2 separate regions of the Homo sapiens genome follow, and region 2 is linked to region 1. The links are chromatin contacts, found by Hi-C or POLR2A ChIA-PET in ENCODE. All regions are on one chromosome and are shown on one strand. The core of a region is the stretch at or near the end of the contact, and the rest is flanking DNA. Distances in the headings are between cores, read along the strand shown. Region 1 holds the start of LASP1NB (LASP1 neighbor). Region 2 holds the start of LINC02079 (long intergenic non-protein coding RNA 2079).

What was found. A loop is a pair of places that touch in the nucleus more often than their neighbours do. ChIA-PET counts read pairs that join two places held with the same protein, here RNA polymerase II (POLR2A). Pooled maps may share reads with other maps.
Region 2: a pooled map shows a loop between it and region 1 (1.9-fold over the local background). The contact joins the promoter of LINC02079 here to the promoter of LASP1NB in region 1. A Hi-C loop is called at or near these places in 1 of 168 maps with a recorded cell type or tissue (endothelial cell of hepatic sinusoid) and 1 of 50 pooled maps. POLR2A ChIA-PET finds 5 or more read pairs at or near these places in 2 of 52 experiments (HEK293T and activated naive CD4-positive, alpha-beta T cell).

What each region holds. Positions count from the first base shown.
Region 1 is chr17:38,924,310-38,926,888 of GRCh38, reverse strand. LASP1NB (LASP1 neighbor) reads right to left here and starts at 1,275. Exons shown (of 2, transcript NM_001414697.1): 1 at 998-1,275; 2 at 1-472. The coding sequence starts at 1,195. The coding sequence ends at 1,118.
Region 2 is chr17:39,025,823-39,028,401 of GRCh38, reverse strand. LINC02079 (long intergenic non-protein coding RNA 2079) reads left to right here and starts at 1,292. Exons shown (of 2, transcript NR_135645.1): 1 at 1,292-1,354; 2 at 1,457-1,687. LOC105371767 (a long non-coding RNA gene) reads left to right here and starts at 705. Exons shown (of 3, transcript NR_188621.1): 1 at 705-852.

The DNA.
Region 1 (2,579 bases), core at 26-2,525:
GAAACCACAAAACCCCAGACTGTGCAATCTGTAAAGACAGTGATAAAGTGACTACTTCATAGATGAAGATGGACAACTTGAACTTCCCCTTGAGTTTCACAAGGGAGTCCTGTGTGTGAGAAGGAAGGAACATATTTGAGTGTAATGTGCAGTTGCATTTAGATCTAAGGAAACTTAAAATGAATTTAAGTTTCCTTAATTCAAAATGAATTTTTGAGCAGTTCTCCACGGTAACTTTAATAAGTCTCCATTTCAACTTTCTGTTCTCAATCCCATCTACAGCTCAAACATATGCAGTATCTGCCAGCCCTGTCCATGAATTCCTGAAGTCCCAGCCAAGTGCCTCTCAGCTCAAAAAGCCCCTTGCTTGCCAGGGGTCAGCCATGTCTGGAAGGCTCTGAAAGAGGTCTGCTGGGCAGTAGGACTGCTTCTGTGGATGAGAGGCCTCTTGTTGGACTGGAGAGACCAGGAGCTGTAAGAAACCCAGAAATAAAAAGTCTCAGATGGGGACAACTGCAAAGTACCAGGAGTTCCTCCCTCCTCTCCACCATATCCCACAGTTGGACATCTCCCCGAAAACCCCACCCCAAGTAAAATTTATTTGCCGTCTCACCCTCAAATAAGAATGAGTCAATCATTAAGTAATGCAATTATACAAGCATAGTTGTAAACAACTATATTGCAAGTATGCTGACATGCAAAGATGTGTTTTACCTTTAATTACCAGAAGAAAATAGACAACTTGAGTTTGAGCACCTAACTTGAAGAAGAAATTAGGAAATAATAGTCCCTCCCCACCACATCCATCATTCCCAACCCGTTCTGCCTAAAAATCGTTTACATTGTGGATTTTATTTGTAATTTTTAAAGTCTTATTTTAAATTAGGTCCCAAAGAAAGAAGCTGGCATTTCTTATTCTTTTCAGAGTGGTCTAAGAAAAAAAATAGGAAAGCAAACTCTTTCTTTTTTTCTTTTCTTTTTTTTTTGGAATCAATACCCGAGATAACAGCAGAAGCAAAAATCCACCGGTGCGTCAGCAAGCAGGGCACTCGGCCATTCATCTCCATCCTTCCTTCTGAGCTGTTCTCCAGCAGGCTCCGGCCGCAGCTCCAGGCCACTAGAGCAGATAGATAATGTAGGACAGAATGACCAGGCCTATGATGGCAAAGAACATCAGGATGAAAATATCCAGCATTGTGGATTCCTAGGCCGACCAAGCCCCTGGATTCTGGTGAACCGTGAGCTGTGAGCACGGAGGTTGCAGTCGGTGGAGAGAAATGGCTCCCCTTCACTCCACAGCTCAGCCCTGGTTCTTTCCCCTCCCCCTCCCAGGGGCCTGAGACTGAAGGATGCTGCAGCTCCACCAGCAGCTTCCTGCCCCCCCACCAACCACAGCCAACCAATCACAAAGCCTGGGGGTGGATAGCCAAGGAGATGCCAGATTTAGACCCACAGAACCGCAGAATCAAAGGGGCTCAATTTCTCCCCAGGAACCCAATCCCACCCCTTTGTATCTAAATGGAGCCTGCATGCTCTGGATGTAGGAGGAGATAGGATCCTACCCAGCTCCCCCAAGAGTGAATCCTCCTGACTGCCTTCTTCGCGTTTCCTCTCACACACCTCGGGCAGATTATCTCAGAAAAATCATGGTTGGGTATTGGGTGGGCCATTGGCAACTTCTAAAGGTCACATTATGGGGAGACACAGACAAAAGTTTCGTGTGGATCTCAGTGGGCTTCCCTGAGGGATGAAGCTAACATTTATACATTTCCTACACTGGGCCAGATATCGTACATGTGGTGCAATTTCAACCTCCCTATGAGTCTTTCATAGATGGGGCTCAGAGATGGTCAGAAACTTACCCTAATGGTTCATAGCTTAGATGTGTCAGAGACCAGCCGGGCGCAGTGGCTCATGCCTATAATCCCAGCACTTTGGGAGGCCGAGGCAGGTGGATCACAAGGTCAGGAGTTCAAGACCAGCCTGGCCAAGATGGTGAAACCCTGTCTCTACTAAAAATACAAAAGTTAGCCAGGCTTGGTGGTGCATGCCTGTAATCCCAGCTACTTGGGAGGCTGAGGCAGAGAATTGCTTGAACCCGGGAGGCAGAGCTGAGATCGCGCCACTGCACCCCAGCCTGGGCTACAGAGCAAGATTCTGTCTCAAAAAAAAAATAAAAATAAAAATTAGCCGGGCGTGGTGGCAGGTGCCTGTTATCCCAGCTATTCAAGAGGCTGAGGCTAAAGAATTGCTTGAACCCGGCAGGCAGAGGTCGCAGTGAGCTGAGACCGTGCCATTGCACTCCAGCCTGGGTGACAGAGCGAGACTCCGTCTCAAAAATAAATAAATTAATAAATAAAATAAAAAGTAAAAGGCTGGGTGTGGTGGCTCATGCCTGTAATCCCAACACTTTGGGAGGCTGAGGTAGGTGAATCACCTGAGGTCAGGAGTTCAAGACCAGCCTGACCAACATGGAGAAACTCCAGCTCTACTAAAAATACAAAATTAGCTGGGCATGGTGGCACATGCCTGTAATCCCAGCTACTCAGGAGGCTGAGGCAGGAGAATCGCTTGAACCT
Region 2 (2,579 bases), core at 43-2,542, 100 kb before region 1:
ACACTGTATCCATACTTGAATCTAAATACTCATCCTGCAAAGTTTGTTTCTGACACTGAGGTTTTGATACAAATAGGTGTGGAGTTCCACACAACAACCTTAGCAAGCTTCAGATACTTAGCTAGATCTTTGTTCAGGTTCTTGGGCGAAACAGTAAACTTGGTTGCTTTTGAATTCTATCTTATTTATTTTATTTTGTTTTTTAATTTATTTTATATTTATTTATTTATTTTTTTTTTTTTGAGATGGAATCTCGCTTTGTCACCCAGGCTGGAGTGCAGTGGCACGATCTCGGCTCACTGCAACCTCCACCTCCCGGGTTCAAGCGATTCTCCTGCCTCAGCCTCCCGAGTAACTGCAGGCGCGTGCCACCAAGTCCTGCTAATTTTTTGTATTTTTAGTAGAGACGGAGTTTCACCGTGTTATCCAGGATGGTCTCTTATCTCCTGACCTCGTGATCCGCCCGCCTCAGCCTCCCAAAGTACTGGGATTATGTGAGCCACCGCGCCCGGCCTGAATTCTGACTATCTAGAGGTGGAACAAGTAAAGTATTTAATTTGCCTGATGATCTGCAGCCTGATCTAGATCTGCAGTATGAACCTTACTTTTGAGGCGAGGAGGCCGAGCAAAGGTCTGTTTCTGATCCCAGTCCAGCACTGAGACCCCCTCTGGGAGCCTTTCTTGCCAAGTCAGCTTGTCATTCAGGTCCTGGTGTGCAGCCGCTAACTGCTCTGGCCCCGGGGCCAGCTCTCCAGCTGAATCTGTGTCCAGGAATGGAACCAAAGTCTCGGTCAAAGTCTCAGTCGATTCCTGAGGCGGAGCTGACATCTGGGAGGAAGCAGAGGACCCCAGGTAATCAAAGTCCCCGGGGTCTGCCGGTGGGGGCGGGGGTCGGGGGTAAGCGCAAAGGGAGATTCGGGTGGGAGACTGGGGGAGCAGGAAAACCAGGGCTCAGTCGGCCCCAGAGGGTCGGAAGTCGGCTGGAGCCGGTCCTGGACCCACTCCAGAGGCTGAGCCTCCTGGACTAGTAGCCACAGTAGTTGCCAACCTGAGGAGGTGCCGTGGGACCCAGAGGCGCAGCTGGGACATGACAGGCGCTGGCGCCGCGCCCTGAGCCGGAGCCATTCTGGCAGCCCCGAGACGCTTGCGCCCCTGACAACCGCGCGCCCCGCCCCGTCCTTTATGACACCTGTATTTACACCGCCTTTATTAGGCTCGGGTCCAGATCCGCTCCGCGATCTTATCCCACAATCCCATCCAAACCCCACTTCCTGTCCCACCCCACCTCCGAACACCCCTCCCCTCCCCTTAGCGAGGAAAGATTTGGGATCCTGTTTGAAGGGAATTCTAAAAGGTCTGTGTTCAAGCAGCCCAGCACCCTTTACTCCTGGGTGGTGGGGGGAGACTAACCCCTTTCCTGTGTCCACAACTGTAGTAATACTCTAACCGTCCTCAGTTCTGCTCTCCAAACTTCAAATAAGGGGTCAGAGACATGGGTCAAGACTTCAGGAAAAGCCCCAGAAATACCCTGCACTCAAAAGCAGTTTCAGAGTTTCACATTTTCCTGAGAATGAAACAAATTATCCTCCAAATTCTGCTGCTTGTTTTGAATTATGTTTACGCTGGTTATGTTACCAGTGAGTTTTTATCTCCACATACTTGAATTAAACCGTGTAGTTCTTCTTTACATCTGACACCTACAATCTCTTCACTGGGTCTGTACTTCACAGCTATTTTACCACTTTCTGAAATAAAGTTAGCAAGGATCAATTCAGAATCTTTTTCGTTCTAAAACTTCCTGCACAGGCCGGGCGCGGTGGCTCATGCCTATAATCCCAGCACTTTGGGTGGCCGAGGCAGGCAGATCACCTGAGGTCGGGAGTTCGAGACTAGCCTGACCAACATGGAGAAACCCCGTCTCTACTAAAAATGCAAAAAATTAGCCGGGTGTGGTGGTGTGTGCCTGTAATTCCAGCTACTGGGGAGGCTGAGGTAGGAGAATCGCTTGATCCTGGGAGGCTGAGGTTGCAGTGAGCCGAGATCGCACCATTGCACTCCAGCCTGGGCAACAAGAGTGAAACTCCATCTAAAAAAAAAAAATCCTGCGTATAATGGTAGTACCCCATGATGAGACATTCTTTTTTTTTTTTTTTTTTGAGACAGAGTCTCGCTCTGTCACCCAAGGCTGGAGTGCAGTGGCGCGGGCTAGGCTCACTGCAACCTTCTAATGTGAAGTGTCTACTAGCCCAGTGGTCTCTATTCCATCTTTGAACTTACTTTGATTCCCACCTGATGCCTTACCATTTCATCTTTTGGTTTCTAAAAGCAGAAAATAAGAGCATTTTTCTGAAAGTTTCCTCATCTCCTCATCTCACACTTGTTTTCCTTCCTTCCTTCCTTCCTTCCTTCCTTCCTTCCTTCCTTCCTTCCCTTCCTTCCTTCCTTCTTTTTATAGGGGCTCACTCTGTTACCCAGGCTAGAGTTCAGTGGCACTATCATAGCTCACTGCTGCCTGGAATTCCTGGGCTCAAGTGATCCTCCTGCCTGAGCCTCCAGAGTAGCTGGGACTACAGGTACAC